Regions from separate parts of the Homo sapiens genome. Here region 1 is linked to region 2. A link is an interaction called in ENCODE POLR2A ChIA-PET data of the cell type or tissue named here. Cell type or tissue: HepG2. All regions are shown on one strand.

Region 1 (8,000 bases), 450 kb before region 2:
CTCTGGAGCCCCAGACCTGTTTTTTTTTTTTTTTTTTTAAGCCATTTTCTAGCTCTTGCCACTAAAAATCAGGATATTAAGTAAAACAATAATAATTATAATTTTCAATGCAAACTCAAATAATAATGCATTTAACTACCCTCCTCTTTTAGTCTCCCTTAATCTTAACGTAGACAAGGCAGATGCCATACAGGCTGGATTTTGATTTGGAGCCTGATTCTGCCAAATAATAATAATAATAAATTAAAGGATGGTTTCCGAGAATTAGTAACAGTTATGGAAGCCACTGCAAGGGGCCAAATTAGGTGATTAAGAACAAGGCCGAGCACGGTGGCTCATGCCTGTAATCCCAACACTTTGGAAGGCCGAGGCAGGCGGATCCCCTGAGGTCAGGAGTTCGAGACCCGCCTGGCCAACATGATGAAACCCCATCTCTACTAAAGATACAAAAATTAGCCAGGTGTGGTGGCACATGCCTGTAATCTCAGATACTTGAGAGGCTGAGGCAGGAGAATCACTTGAACGTGGGAGGCAGAGGTTGCAGTGAGCCAAGATTGCGCCACCACTGCATTCCAGCCTGGGTAACACACCGAGACTCCATCTCAAAAAAAAAAAAAAAAAAGCAATCATGTAATTAAGTCTTCTGTGTTTTCTACCAGTTAGGTAACATTAAACCAGAACAGGAAATGTGATAATGTTTTCAGCAAGGTGTTTGATGATTCATCTTGTGATATCCCCTGGAGATAAAATAGAGGCACATAGTTGGATTCATAACTCACTAGTTACTGTTGAACATACTGTTGATTAATGGCTCAATGTCAACCTGTAAAGGAGAGAAGAGAGTCTTTGCTGGCACAAAACAAAGCTATGTTTTCAGTCCTGATCTGTTCAATAGTTTTATTGTCAGTGAGCATTTCAGGAAGAGCACTTAAAACACCAGGTGCCTACTGTGTGTAAGTCACAGAGTTTTCACAGCTCTTATATGTTTGTCATTGCAATAAGTCCTAGGAAGGGGCAGGACGCATTAAAACTGACCAGATAAGCTTTTGGCTGTTGTACAATGTTTCAAGTGGGAAAAAGCAACTTAACCTGTAAGAACAGGGTTGGGGTACACCAGCTTCATCAACAGCATTGAGAGGGAAGCATGATTTGACAGTAATGCTATCACGGTGTCATTTGAATTGATGTCCCCCAACATAATCACAAAGGGTCTTGCACTTTGTGGGCAGAGTAACTGTAACAAAATAGAGTCAGTAGAACAAAAAGTATAACCACCAGGGCCATTATAAGAAGCTGTAAGTCTTCGAAATATGAGTTAAATGCCTCTGTGTTTTCTGGTAAAGAAATGTTGACATTGGTGGGAGCAAAGGTCTTCCTCTAATTCTCAGCAACTGGTAGAGAAGAAAAGCAAGGGCATCACAAGAAGCAAGGGGAGAACGTAATGATAACACAAGGGTGGTGTCCTGGTTACTCTTGTCATTGTCATATAACAAATTATCCTAGCATTTACTGGCTTAACGCAGCAACATTTGTTTTTTTCTCACAAATCTGCAATATGAGCTAGACTGATGGAGACAACTCCTTTGCTCTACTTGGTGTCAGCTGGGACAACAGCTTGAAGGCTGGGTCTGGAGTCATTTCTACTCACATGTCTGACAGTTCATTCTGGGAGGTGGGAGGACTCAAGCAGCTGGGAACTGGAAATGGGGAGACTCCTCACGAATCTTTATCTCTGTGTGGTTTCTGCAGCATGGTGGCTATACATAGCTGGACTTCTTACATATTGGCTCAGGGCTCCCAAGACACGTTTCCCAAAAGGAAGTGGAAATGGGTAGAAGCTTTAGTTCTTCTTATGACTTAGCCTCATAAGTCGTGCAGCATCCTTTCCATCGCATTTTCATTTATGGAGGCAGCCACAAAGGCTCATCCCTCTTCCTGGGGAGGGGAATTAGACTGGACCTTTCAAGAAAAGAATCTTTAAGGTTCTGAAGGATATGTAGACCTGCAAATATTGTTGTGGCCATTTTTTGGAAAATACAGTTTGCCCCAGGTGATCAAATGAGACAGCCATACAATTAGCAGCTGAGACTGTGGAACATCAGAACAGCCATGGAGGGGCCACATAGTGCTCACAAAAGGCAAGTGAATTCAGAAAGAATGAGGTGACCATTTGCAAGTCCATGAGTACCAACCCCTATCCCTGCCATCAAGGAAGGAAAGCATTCTCGCAGCTGGAGTTTCAGGGATGAGATCTGAGCAAATGTCACACCATTCTGGCCCCTAGGATTATCCCTTTCTCTGCTGGGGTGCCTGGGAAATGTGGATTACACATCGGTGATATTAATGAGAACATGAGAGATGCTGATCTATGGACACTCGAAACTGAGAGGAATGTCAAATGACAGATCTGGTTTCTCACTATAGCTGCCAACACCTCTCAGATCCCAGTTCCAGAAAAAGAGGACAACTATCTGTTTTTTTAAACCTAATAGTATGAGAAAAGTCTCTTCAAGTAAATTGTATCTTCTACTACTCTACAGGACTCAACATAATCATCACTGAATTTATTTCTTCTGATTGCCAGGCACTGTGCTAGGTGCTGGGATATATAAGAGAGCTTTTTAACATAAAACGCACACACCTAATTAGCCAGCAAGCAAGACAAACAAAGGCTGAATCACTGGCCAGTAAGAAATCTTAAATATGTTAGTTAAACATGGAAAGTTGAGTTCATTTACCACAGAAAGAACACTTACAATTAAATTATGACAATGGCCGGGCGCGGTGGCTCATGCCTGTAATCTCAGCACTTTGGGAGGCCAAGGCGGGCGGATCATGAGGTCAGGAGTTTGAGACCAGCCCGACCAACATGGTGAAACCCCATCTCTACTAAAGATACAAAAATTAGCTGGGCACGGTGGTGCATGCCTGTAATCCCAGCTACTCAGGAGGCTGAGGCAGGGGAATCACTTGAACCCGGGAGGCGGAGGTTGCAGTGAGCCGAGATCACGAGATCACGCCACTGCACTCCAGCCTGGGCAAGAGACCGGGACTCTGTCTCAAAAACAAACAAACAAAAAAATGACAGTAAAACATGTTTCAACAGTCTATGCAATAAACAGAGAAGGAGGCCACACTCTGCATTGCCTGCATTATCCATCACAGGATTTTTGCCCTGGGCCTCACAAGCCCAGTCTGTTGATGAGCAAGTGGTTAAAGCTATGTCCCCTTCATGTGTGGCCATTGCCTTTGTAGGGGGCATTTTGAAGACATTGAAGAAGAACGTAAAGGATTCCTCGATTTTTGATCCACTTAGATGGTAAAACTGTAGATAATGAAAGAGATTTTAGAACTCAGAACAAGACCTTTGAGAAATTCTCTGTGAAGCCCATAAGAACAACCTAAAAATAGGCATTTCTACTTGCTATGGTTTGAATTTTAGCCCCCTCCAAAACTCATGTTGAAAATCCCCGATGTGGCAGTATTGAGAGGGGGAGCTTTTAAGAGGCGATTGGATCATGAGGTGATTGCCTTTGTGAATGGATTAATCTACTCATGGACCAGTGAATCAATAGGGTTGTTGGCTTTTATGAAGAGAAAGAGAGGCCTGAACTAGCATGCTCAGCCCCCTCACCATGTGATGCCCTGCACCATCTGGGGAGTCTGCAGTGTCCTCACCAACAGGAAGGCCCTCGCCAGATCTGGCCTCTTGAACTTGCACTTCTCAGCCTCCATAACTGTAAGAAATACATTTTTTTATTTATAAATTATTCAGTTCCAGATATTCTGTTACAAGCAACAGAAAACAGACCAAGACACTTTTTTTTTTCTCAGCTCATTGCAACCTCTGCCTCCTAAGTTCAAGGGATTCTCCTGCCTCAGGCTCCTGAGTAGCTGGGATTACAGGCACCCACCACCATGCCCGCCTAATTTTTATATTTTTAGTAGAGACAGGGTTTTGCTATGTTGGCCAGGCTGGTCTTGAACTCCTGACCTCAGGTGATCTGCCTGCCTTGGCCTCCCAAAGTGCTGGGATTACAGGTGTGAGCCACCTTGCCCAGCCCCAAGACACTATTGATGTGATATTTGAAGGCACTGAACTTGAAACTCTAGGGAAGAACTCAAACCAGCTCATCTGAGCATGTATGTGCATACAGAGAATTTGATCAAGGAAGGTAATGCAAAACTGAGCTGTCACAAACTATCACAGTACGTGGTTTCTAAAATTTATTTCTATGGTGGCCTTTGAAGCACAAACCTTAGGAATTTTCAAGCCCAGACTTTTATCAGCATGGCTCACTTCTGAGAGGAACTGGCTGAGCTGAGAAGTAGCCATAGGCTACCAGCCCTGAGTGTGGTGTCTCTGGAATTCTGGTGATATGAATCCCACATGAATATGAATCCCAGAATGATAATAAAATTTTGGACACTGTGGCCAAACCGTGGATAATTCCTGGATCCACTCAGTGCACAGATATCATGTTGTCTTTTATTTAACTCTTGCTATAGAAACTGAGAGCCCCCTCAATTACATAGACCTAGGTCCAGGAAGGAAACACACTTAATTGACACACCGCACAGTTGTCCAGAAAGCAGTATGTGAAACTGCAGTCTTCTCATTGGTTTGCTCAAACATGATTGTGCTTAGCTCCGAGTCTACAGTTCTAAGTCCAAGTGCTGGCTCTGCGGTGAGACTGGATTTAAATCCCTTCTCTTCCAATTATTAGCTCCATGACCTTGAACAAGTATGACAACCTCTCTGAGCCTCCTCACCCAACTCATATTGTGAAGATTGAACAATATGATATATTTAAAGTACCTGGTATGTAACAAGCACTCATTAAATATTAGGTATTATTACTGTTATATAATAAATGTGACTAAACTTTTTGAACCAATTTGCATCTCTGTTAAGACATATTTTTGAAACACTAACAAATTTCCCCAATGTCAAACAGTGTAAAACATTCATTGACCTGCACAGGTGTGGATTTCTGACCCCGTGACACCCTTTCCTTGGGAAAAAACCAAGAATGTCTCCGCTGAAGAATATCTGCAGAGAATACATGGAAACCAATCCTACATTCTCAGCCTGCTCTAGGCCCAGAAAAACAGAAACTGCTATGAGGGCTATTACTAAACATGGAAAGAGGGAAAGATAAAACAGCCACAGAGCCTCGGGAGAAATGAGAGCAGACATCTCAGGAGCTGGCCTGAGACACGCCACCTGGCAGAGTGTTTGTATAGCAGGAAGCCTCAGACCTCTGACCTTCACTGCTAGAGATCTGGCAGTCCAGAGTTACAGCGCTTGGTGTGACCCATTGCCTTTCCCCACCAGCACTAGGGTAACCAGATCATCTCTGTTTGCCTGGGACTTTTTCTGTTTTAGCACTGAAAGTCCCATGTCCCAGAAACTTCTCAGTCCCAGACAAACCTGGACAGTTGATCCTTCTAAGCCCCAGCATGAAAGGTGCTGCTTGCATGGAAGCCCATGCAGCTCACGTCATTCAGAACTGTTATGAGCAAGTGCAGAGTGATGGCTGAAGGCACAGGAGGGGCTAGAGCTAGGCTGAGTTCTGAGACTGTCTCATGAAGGAGGAACTCATGAGAGCTGTGCATGGAGACCAGGTCGGGCTGCACCATAGCACAACTGTCACCCGGGTGAACACGTGCCAGGGGAGGGCCAGACCAAGGCAGAGCCTTCCCAAGCTGGTTCACAGATTGGCACACACTGAAAACAACATTCTACATTGCACATTTACGCAGGGGACAGGGAGAAAATAATTTTGTTTGGTACAAGTTGTATATGCACCCTCTTCCTTTATATTAAAGATAAATTATTGCATGTGCTGACTATATGATAAAAACATAAGCATAACTATAATTGGCTTTCATTTCCATTTTCTGTTTATTTTAATGAATAATGTTAAACACTTATACATACTAAGAAGATAGGCTACTTACATGGTTATGGGCTTAAAGGCCTCTGGGGAAAAATATATATAATATATTTATAAATAAATATATATTATATATAAAATATAAATATGTAATATAAAATTTATATATAAATATATATAATATAAACATTGTATATTATATAAAATATATATCATATAAACATTGTATATAATATATATAATATAAACATCATATGTTATATATAAATATATATATTATATATACATTTTGACAGAGTCTCACTCTGTCACCCAGGCTGGACTGCAGTGGCACAGTCATGGCTCACTGCAGCCTTGACCTCCCAAGCTCAAGCCATCCACCCATCTCAGCCTCCCAAGTAGCTGGGACCACAGGTGCATGCCACCATGCCTGACTAATTTTCATATTTTTTGTAGAGACGAGGTTGTAAATATCTTTAAATTTTTTTTTTCTAATCGTATGTTGGCAAAATTCTCCCACTTTTGTTTGCTGTATTCCTTTAAAAATTTATTATTATTTTTAAAATACTGTTTATTAATGTTTTTATATAGAGATGTGGATCTCACTATGTTGCCCAGGCTGGTATTGAACTCCTGGGCTGAAGCGATCCTCCCGCCTCGGCCTTCCAAAGGGCTGCGATTACAGGCAGGAGCCACCGTGCTCAGCCTGTTTGCTCTATTATTTTTTAAATTTTTGTTTGTCTCTTTTTGTTTGTTGTGTAGTTATTAATTTTATGAATCTCCTTAAGGTAAATATTAAGGGATTTTTACAATTTAGATAATAAAATATATTAGTTGTTTGCTATAAACAGTGATATTTCAGATTTTTGGCTGACTTGGACTCCTGACAGCTGGCAACAGCCCACTGGCTGGTCTGAGAGTCCCTGTCACAGTCTGAGCTTGAAGGCACAGTTTGCAAAAACCCTCAAGAAGGAAAGCCCAGAACCAGCAAAAAACATCTTTTTTTTTTTTTTTTTTTGAGACGGAGTCTCGCTCTGTGGCCCAGGCTGGAGTGCAGTGGCGTGATCTCGGCTCACTGCAAGCTCCACCTCCCGGGTTCATGCCATTCTCCTGCCTCAGCCTCCCGTGTAGCTGGGACTACAGGTGCCCGCCACCACGCCTGGCTAATTTTTTTTTGTATTTTTTAGTAGCGACGGGGTTTCACTGTGTTAGCTAGGATGGTCTCGATCTCCTGACCTCCTGATCCGCCCGCCTCGGCCTCCCAAAGTGCTGGGATTACAGGCGTGAGCCACCGCACCCTGCCACAAAGAACATTTTTTAAAATGTTCCTCTATTTGCATGAAAGGGCACTGCCTGCTGTGGAAAGGATGGATCCGGTGCACATTCTATCAACTATGGAGAGTCATGCAGGGAAACAGATTGGTTGCTGTCCAGCTTCCAGGTCATTCTAGTGTCATATTAACTCCCCTTTCCGAGTGCTGCCCGGGGCCTATTCATGCCTACCCCTCCCCATATGACTCAGGGAGGGGCTCTCTGTACTCTTGGCAGCCAGAGAAAAGCCCATGATCTCTGGTGTAGAGATGAAGTGGGCACAATTACATCAAAAGGAGAGAGGGAGAGCTCACTCGTGAAAGCTTTCATTTGGTATAAAGAAACAATCAGGGGGAGAAACGAGATGGGGGTGAAGCTGGAGATATTTCGGATGATAATCTACCTCACTTTCCCTGTGGCTATGTTCTGGGTTTCCAATCAGGCCGAGTGGTTTGAGGATGATGTCATACAGCGCAAGAGGGAGCTGTGGCCACCTGAGAAGCTTCAAGAGTTAGAGGAATTCAAAGAGAGGTTACGGAAGCGGAAGCGGCGGGAGGAGAAGCTCCTTCGCGACGCCCAGCAGAACTCCTGAGGCCTCCAAGTGGGAGTCCTAGCCCCTCCCCTGATGAAATATACATATACTCAGTTCCTTGTTATTCAAAAAAAAAAAAAAAAAAGAGAAAACATCAGGAGCAATTGTAGGTTTCTTCAATGGGAAAAATAAGATTAAAACAATATACTTCATTGCTTAAACATTTATTAAACAGCCACTATGTGCATGAACTTCAG
Region 2 (8,000 bases):
AACGTATTTTTTCAGTTACAATTATACTGATTGAACTTTCACATATTATTAAATATTCTTTGAAAATAAATAATTTTTTGAAAATCTGTATGAAGTTTATTTCAGGATGGACCTAATTACTCCCTGTTTACCTCCAAGCCAGCAATTAAACAACCTGTTCTTCCCAGGTTGGTCCATGGTGGCCGCTTTAGCTTTCTAGCCCATTCTTATCTGGTGTCAAGTCTATTTCTTTTTTTTTTTTTTTTTTTTTCTTTTGAGACAGAGTCTCTCTCTGTTGCCCAGGCTGGAGTGCAGTGGCGTGATCTCGGCTCACTGCAACCTCCGCCTCCCGGGTTCAAGCAATTCTCCTGCCTCAGCCTCCCTTGTAGCTGGGACTACCGGTGTGCGCCATCATGCCTGGCTAATTTTTTTTTTGTATTTTAGTAGAGATGGAGTTTCACCGTGTTAGCCAAGATGGTCTTGATCTCCTGTCCTCATGATCCTGATCCGCCTGCCTCGGCCTCCCAAAGTGCTGGGATTACAGGTGTGAGCCACCACACCCGGCTAGTGTCAAGTCTATTTCTAGGCTATCTGTGCTGTTCACAGATCCAGAGCATTGCACCTTTAATAGGCTTTTCTCTCTCTCTTTTTCCTGAGCCCTGGAGGCTTCCTGGATTGAGACCTAGCCTAGGTCTGCATAAGCACCTTTCCATCTTGTTAATGTTTAACACTGCCTCTGCTGGAAAACAGCTCTCACCTCCTCTCTTTCTGTCTCTTATTTTTTGCCTTTGCAGATGAGTTTTGATCATCCTGAGAAAAATGGGCCTTGGCCTGCAGACCCAATAAACCTTCCCTCCCATGGATAATAGTGCTAATTCCTGAGGACCTGAAGGGCCTGCCGCCCCTGGGGGATTAGCCAGAAGCAGGTAAGGAACACACAGAGGCATGGGCTAGCAAAGGGGTACATTCCTGAGTAAAAGCTGGTGTGGCAGATGTCCTGGCAGGGAATCTCAGGATCTCAGTATCTGGCTCCAGCTTTGCTGTTTTCTTTTTGTATGTATTTTTTAGTCCTCTTTAACTGCTGATTCAATGTGGGTTTCATTGGGGGGTGTAGAGAAATGGCTTGTCCATTTCTATTAACTATATAAGATTTAAGTTATTCTGTATTTCAGTCAACCATTCTGAGTACCTACTACCTGCCACGAATGCAACTGGTACTGAGTATGTCATGACGGGTGGGTCGGGACAGGATTTCCTTGCTTTGAGCATTGATTTCTGCCGGTTCAGTGTTGGCCAGTTCTTTGAAGGTGATGATGCAAGTCGCTGTGTTCTTCCTCTAGAAGCCTCGTGATGATTGTAAAGATTCTCTGATACAATTGCATCAGTTCAATAATCTTTCATTGAGTATCCGCTCTGGTCCAGGCACTGTGCTGGGTACTAGGGTTTCAGAAAGGATACCAGGAGGAGTTTTCCTTGAGCAGCAAAGTCAGGCATGAAAAGCAAGCATTACAAAGCACTGGCTGGCAGCAAAGGGGAGCAGGGATAGTGCGGAAGGGGAGGTGGCCTCCACTGACCTTCAGAAGCAGAAAGGTGATGCTGTCAGAGCTGGCAGGCACATGGACAAGGAGAAAGAGTGCAGCAGTGCAGACACCTGGAGGCTTAACACAGTCTGGTGTAATTGGAAAATTCAAAGCTTAGTGTGTTTTTCCAAAACATTTGTAGAGAAAAGTTTGCTACTCTTTTCCCTCGGTTGCGCCATTTAGAGAAAGTTTCTTCAGCCTCTGCCTTCTTCAGACAATTTGAGAGATGAGAAAGGGTCTTGCAGTTATAAGTGCCTGTGACCAGAAACTCCAGCCACCTGGTGGACTTGGAGCCTCAACCAAGGGTGGTGTCAAGGGACCACATGAGCCCTTATGTGAGATTTCAGATGAGTGCCCTGAGGCCATGACAGAGCACAGGCTGTGAAGGCTGAGGCTGTCTGATGGTTGCAAGACTGTCGCTAGACCCAGCTGTTTGGAGGAACTCTTCTTTCCTGGGAAACCACACCTTGGAGAGTAGGTACTGGGCAGCTGCTGCCTGAGCCTCCACTCCTGTGACAGTGAATCAGGCCCTTCCTGCCATCTTGTTTCATTCAGACATGTGAAAGTCAGGTTCTAAGTCCACTATTTCCAAATCACTCATGCAACTTTGAAAATTATTTGTATTTCCAAACCTCACTATACTCAGCTATAAATGGAGCTCATAAAATCTGCTGTGCTTATCTCACGGGAGTATAATAGGTCTGTAAAACCTTACCAATACGGAAAGTACCTGAGTGTTACCACTCAGTGCACAGCAGGGATGGCAGGTGCAGCACTGATGGTGAAGGTGGCTTGTCTGCGACTGTCTGACAGACGAAGTTGCCTCTCTAGTGACCTTGAGTCCGACTTGATCACACTGACTTCTCACTGTCCCTTATCACAGATGCATGTCCTTGGGTGGAAAGATGATGAACTTTTAGAGTCAGACAGACCTGGGCTGGAATTCTGGTTCTAGAACTGACTTGCTGTTGACATTGGAGAAACCCTATAACCTTGCTAAGTCTCAGTTTTTTCCATTTCCTAAAATAGGATTGTCAATATCTCTATCATAGTGTTGTAGTAAAGGTTCAATGAGATATTGCAAGGAAAGTGACTACCACGTAGTAGGCCCTCCTTAAATGCTACTTTCCTTCTTTTCTCTAGTTCTTCTTCAGTTGTCATATGGTCATGTGATTACCTGTGTTGGGTGTCTGCGGAAATTGAATTCCTTAGTTTCTGGTAATACAACAAGCTTCCACCCTTCACTTCATGATCTTCTATCTGAATTCTTCTTCCACTGTGTACATTTAATCATTTCCACAACTTCAGCAGCCCAAGATAGGAGCCCATCGTTCCCAGAGTCACTGGTTCCTGAGGTCTGGGATGGTGGAAGCACTGCTTTGGTTGGTACTGCCAATGGATTCCAGGAATGAGCTGGATGTCAGTTCATGGAGAATTCCCAGGGAAGAGCCTGGAGCTCAGGGCTGCTGAGTCATGGCTGTGGCTTCACACTGCTGTCTTCACTACCCGTATCACCTCCACATGGCCCCCAGGCTGAGCTGCTGCTCTCCTGTCTCTGTTCAGAATACCTTCTGTGCCTTTTTGCTTATCTAGTTCAAATCCAATGAATACCATGCTCTTGTTTTGCCCTCCCAACACTCTGCAAATCACATAGGGCAGAGATAATTATTCTGAAAAACTCAGGGGCAGAAATATTAAGTGACCTGCCCAAGGTCACCAAGAATGGGGATAAGAACCCAGGTTTTGTGAACACCCAGTCCAGTACTCCTACTACCTTTTCCTGATATCCTTAGGAGCGGGATCCATGGGAAGGGACCTCAGACCCCTAGTGGGTTAGCAAAACCCCGGAGGTGATTGCTTTGATTTATTATTGTAAATAAACCCAGTGATTGGGGAAAGAATGTAATGTTTTCCAAAAGATACAGACATTATTTGAGTTCAAAGTGCTTCCAGTTTCCATTCAGTTACACAATAAATTCTGAGAAAACAAAGTAGGTGTTTACTCAGAAATAAAGAGACTATTCAGTCTCTATTTGCTCAGTGAAATCTATTTTCCAGAGCTTCTTGCAGTTCTGTGCATGTTGTACTGGAAAGGACATGGGTTATGGAATCAAATCCACTTCGATTTGAACCTCAGTGCAACCATTTCCTCAGCTCTGTGAGCTTGGGCACTTCCCTTGACTTCTTAGAGCCTCAGGTTGCTAATCCATAAAATGGAGATTATAACACCTTTGAAGTGAACCCTGTACAGGTTAGGAGATGCCCTTCGTATTAGACTATGCTATGCGTGGTGCCCCCAGAGTTGTGTCTCATGGTGGCCCTGGTTATGGTGAAGTTAAGTGAAATAACATCTAGCGTGCTTAATGAATTTTTGTTTCCATTTCCTTAGTTGGCTACATGTCTGCTATCTTACCCAGAATTCCTAGCCTCTATCATGAGGTGAGTCAGCTTCCTGTCTCAGCAGTGCTCTTCTTGCAGGGCACTGCACAAAACTGTGGTGGAGATAACCCTCGATCTTCTCATGCAGGAGTCCAGCATCGCAGCCCTTAGAGAGATACATCAGAAATCTATGGCATCATCTATAACGAGAAGTCTTTTTCTGGCCATTTTGAAGGGGTGTTGGGCCACTTACTATTTTAGGAAGTTTAGGTCTGGTGATGTAAAACAGTCAGCCTGCTTTTTTTTATTCTATTTTTTTTTCAAGCATGCATGGCTTCATTTAACAAATGTTACAAGGCCCTAGGAACTGAGTGATTTGCAAGATGTGGTTTCTGACTTCAAGAAACTCAGAGTGCAGTCAGAGAGGTAGACCAAGGCAACCAGAAACTAATATTCAGCATAGAAAAAGTAATGATGGGAGGACATATAAAGTGTTCATGGCTCAAGAGGAAGAAGGGAGTGGAAGAGTGGAAGAGGAAGAGGGACTGCTGTCCACGTTCAAAGCCCAAATTGAGTCTGACTTTTGTCGAGAATTGCTTAACAGGCTGCAGAGGTGGCCAGGAGGTAGACCAGGGCTGGAATTCAAGTCACCTCATTTCAAATCTATTGCTCAGTCCATCGCTCCGCCTCATGCCACATTGGGTTTTTCTTTACATCATTTGTTTTTCCTTGTCTCACTTTTTTTAGGCTTGTTTTCCTGCTCAGAACAAAGTGACTTCCCTGAACACATCTTCATTATGATTCACACCAACCTGAAGAAAAAGTTCAGCTGCTGCGTCCTGGTCTTTCTTCTGTTTGCAGTCATCTGTGTGTGGAAGGAAAAGAAGAAAGGGAGTTACTATGATTCCTTTAAATTGCAAACCAAGGAATTCCAGGTGTTAAAGAGTCTGGGGAAATTGGCCATGGGGTCTGATTCCCAGTCTGTATCCTCAAGCAGCACCCAGGACCCCCACAGGGGCCGCCAGACCCTCGGCAGTCTCAGAGGCCTAGCCAAGGCCAAACCAGAGGCCTCCTTCCAGGTGTGGAACAAGGACAGCTCTTCCAAAAACCTTATCCCTAGGCTGCAAAAGATCTGGAAGAATTACCTAAGCATGAACAAGTACAAAGTGTCCTACAAGGGGCCAGGACCAGGCATCAAGTTCAGTGCAGAGGCCCTGCGCTGCCACCTCCGGGACCATGTGAATGTATCCATGGTAGAGGTCACAGATTTTCCCTTCAATACCTCTGAATGGGAGGGTTATCTGCCCAAGGAGAGCATTAGGACCAAGGCTGGGCCTTGGGGCAGGTGTGCTGTTGTGTCGTCAGCGGGATCTCTGAAGTCCTCCCAACTAGGCAGAGAAATCGGTATGTTCTGGGGTTGTTCTGTGAATGGCAGTGCTTATTGGGACTGGCTGGGCATATTGATGGTATGGGAGACAAGTGGCCCAAGTGTGGCTCAGCGGACCAGTGGAGTGGGCCCAGGGCAGTGTTTTTTTCAGAGTCACAAGTGACACAGAGGGAGTTGAACAGATGGCGCTCTAGGCCCCCGCATCTTTTATCAATTAGAAGAGCTTCATTATTGTTTCCTAATATTTTTAGTTGATATATAATAATTAGATATATTTATGGGGATATTTTGATACGTGTATTCAATGTGTAATGATCCAATCAGGGTAATTAGAATATCTATCACCTTGAACATTTATTGTTTCTTTGTGTTGGGAACAGAATAGTTTTATTTTCATCTGTTTTAAATATTGGAATTGTGTAGAAGATTTCATTTGAAAAAGAGAGTTCCGCTGCTACCAATAATCAAAAGCCTACAATTGACCTTTGAAAAGACTTGAAGCATAGATCTGCACATCATTTCCAGGTTCTGAAATTCTGTTGTTTTTCCTGATTAGTGGAGGACTCTATTGGCCTCAACAACCTGGGTAATTTTCAGCTTTTCTCTTTGAAAAGATTTAATTGGGTCAGTAATTCTTAACTGGGGGCTATGGACCAACTTCAGAGGGTCATGAATCCCTGCAATTGCGTGCAAAACTGTCTGTGGATTAGGTGTGTAGAATGTATGTGTATGCGTATAAGTGTGTCCGTGCATTTTTCCAGGAAGGGAGTTTGTAGACTGCAGTTTATTCTCTAAGGGATCTGTGACCCAAAAAAGTTTCAGAGTCACTGGTCACAACATATTAATTTGCTTTTCTTGAAACCCTTTGTAGTGAATCAAGATAGAAAGTCTGTCTATATTTGTAAACCTGTGTAACAGAGAGCCTTATTTCTCTTATGCTGAATGTGTTTTCCATTATTTGAAATGAATCAGCTAAAGAAAGCAAAGCACAGGAAGCTTTGCTCCTCTGTCAGCCTGGAGGTACTGGAGCAGGTGAGGTCATACGTCTCCTTTTTTATTTCCTTCATTTGACTGCCAGGAAAAATGGTCTGAAACCCAGCACAGGCTCTCAAAGAAAAGTAGGCCCAAACTGGATTCTCTAGAGCAGAAAGAAATGGTGAGATCACAGTTTCTACCTCCCCAAATAGGCAGCTGCCCCGCTGGCCGGCCCCACCTCAACTTCTGCTTTTGTATTTTTGGTTTTTCTTGGACTTTGTTTTCAAGAAACTAAATGTGATTGGTTTTTGTTCATCCATAATGGAGCTAAGTTTCTTTCTTCTCCATTTTTGCTGCTTATGTAGCAAATGTTTGGGATATCCTAGGTATTAGCTGATCCTTCTTCTTCATGTCAAGTTAATATTGCGTGCCTGGCTGAAATTGTACTGAAGTTTGAGACAGGGCCTGATAGCTCTGTTAATTAGAACTACAGCTTTAATTTTATGCACTCCTTAAAGATTTGGGGTGATTTAAGTAAACATTAATACAAATAATATTTTTCTATAGATTGCAGTTTCAACTTCAAAATAAGGATTTCCACAGAAGGACTTTGATCCTGAGATGTAATCAAAATTGCATGTTAGACTTCGAATGTTCTGCTGTTATGGGGTATATATCCTCTTGGCATTTTGTCTAACAAATATTTTAAGACATTCATATATTCTTTTATTTATTCATGGATTCATCAACAATACAAAGGGGAAAGGGAAGGGAAAGGCCCTTTGTTGAAGCCCGAGTTGCAGGCAGCGTGCCAGGCCCATACACTTCCTCCTGCATCTGGAATTTGTTGAGTCTCTTCCCAACTACTGGATGGATCAGATTATTTCAAATGGTTTTCTTTTACAAATAACATTGCTGACAAGGTTTTTGTGCAGATAACTTAGGTAACCACTATTGACATTCAACAGGGAAATATCCTCAGAAGTGAGGCTAGAAGACACGAGTAAGAGACATTTTATGACTTTTTTTTTTTTGTCCATAGCAAGATTTTCTATCAGAGAGAGTGTAATAACATACTCTGCCTCCAGCAGTCTCACAAACCAGCCAATGGTGGGCTCAGTCATTTTCAATTATTTTTGATAGTTTACTCATACATGTTAAGTATCCTAGATTTGCTGGAATTTTCATGTCAAACAGTAGCATAATTTTAAAACACTATCATCAATACAAGTGATGCTTATTATGCATCTGCTGAGTTCCTAACATGCCTTGCTCTTTTCATCCTCCCAGAAGTCCTGTGAGGTTGATAAGATTATTGGTCTCATTTTGCTGGAGAGCTAAATGCGGAGGCTCAAGTGGTCACACAACTGGCTAATAGCAGACTGAGGTTTGAAAGCAGAGTGCTTGCTTCAAAGACCCCACTCTTGGCACCTCTGCTGTTGTGCCTCATAATAATTGTAGCTTCATAATAAAATTCGGTGTGATTATTCTTTTATTATGTTAAAAATTTTCTTCTATTCTTGTCTATTAGCTGTCCTAGAGAGAAAGAGAAGGGTATTCTGAGTTAAGGCAAAGGCAAGAAGCAAAGGCTGCACGGGGAAAAGTGTGTTTGGGCATCACAAATAATCCTGTTTGGACGGCATGTGGGTCCTTGTGGGTGAAGATGGGTGAGGAACGAGGCCAGAAAGGTAGCTAGGCAT

What was found. ChIA-PET counts read pairs that join two places held together with the same protein. Peaks named below come from ENCODE experiments on the same cell type or tissue, not always from the same donor. Only the 100,000 strongest peaks of a DNase experiment are listed, where the experiment ranks them.
Region 1: POLR2A ChIA-PET joins it to region 2 with 6 read pairs; 1 of 35 experiments calls an interaction of 5 or more read pairs at or near these places.

Annotation. Positions count from the first base shown.
Region 1 is chr3:186,589,401-186,597,400 of GRCh38, forward strand. It overlaps the pseudogene PET100P1. Among named protein-coding and RNA genes, the nearest start is that of AHSG, 20 kb to the right of the region's middle. RefSeq lists an enhancer at 7,540-7,834. In HepG2, no CTCF peak of the experiment used is centred here; DNase peaks (open chromatin) are centred at 711, 4,651 and 5,524; H3K4me3 peaks cover 1,096 bases.
Region 2 is chr3:187,037,969-187,045,968 of GRCh38, forward strand. ST6GAL1 (ST6 beta-galactoside alpha-2,6-sialyltransferase 1) reads left to right here. Exons shown (of 8, transcript NM_173216.2): 3 at 774-905; 4 at 4,686-5,342. The coding sequence starts at 4,736. Among named protein-coding and RNA genes, the nearest start is that of RPL39L, 98 kb to the right of the region's middle. RefSeq lists promoters at 328-787, 591-771, cis regulatory regions at 688-695, 696-709, 732-739, 752-760 and enhancers at 3,866-3,935, 6,186-6,455, 6,566-6,675. In HepG2, no CTCF peak of the experiment used is centred here; DNase peaks (open chromatin) are centred at 683, 1,533, 3,043, 3,533 and 2 weaker places; H3K4me3 peaks cover 5,848 bases.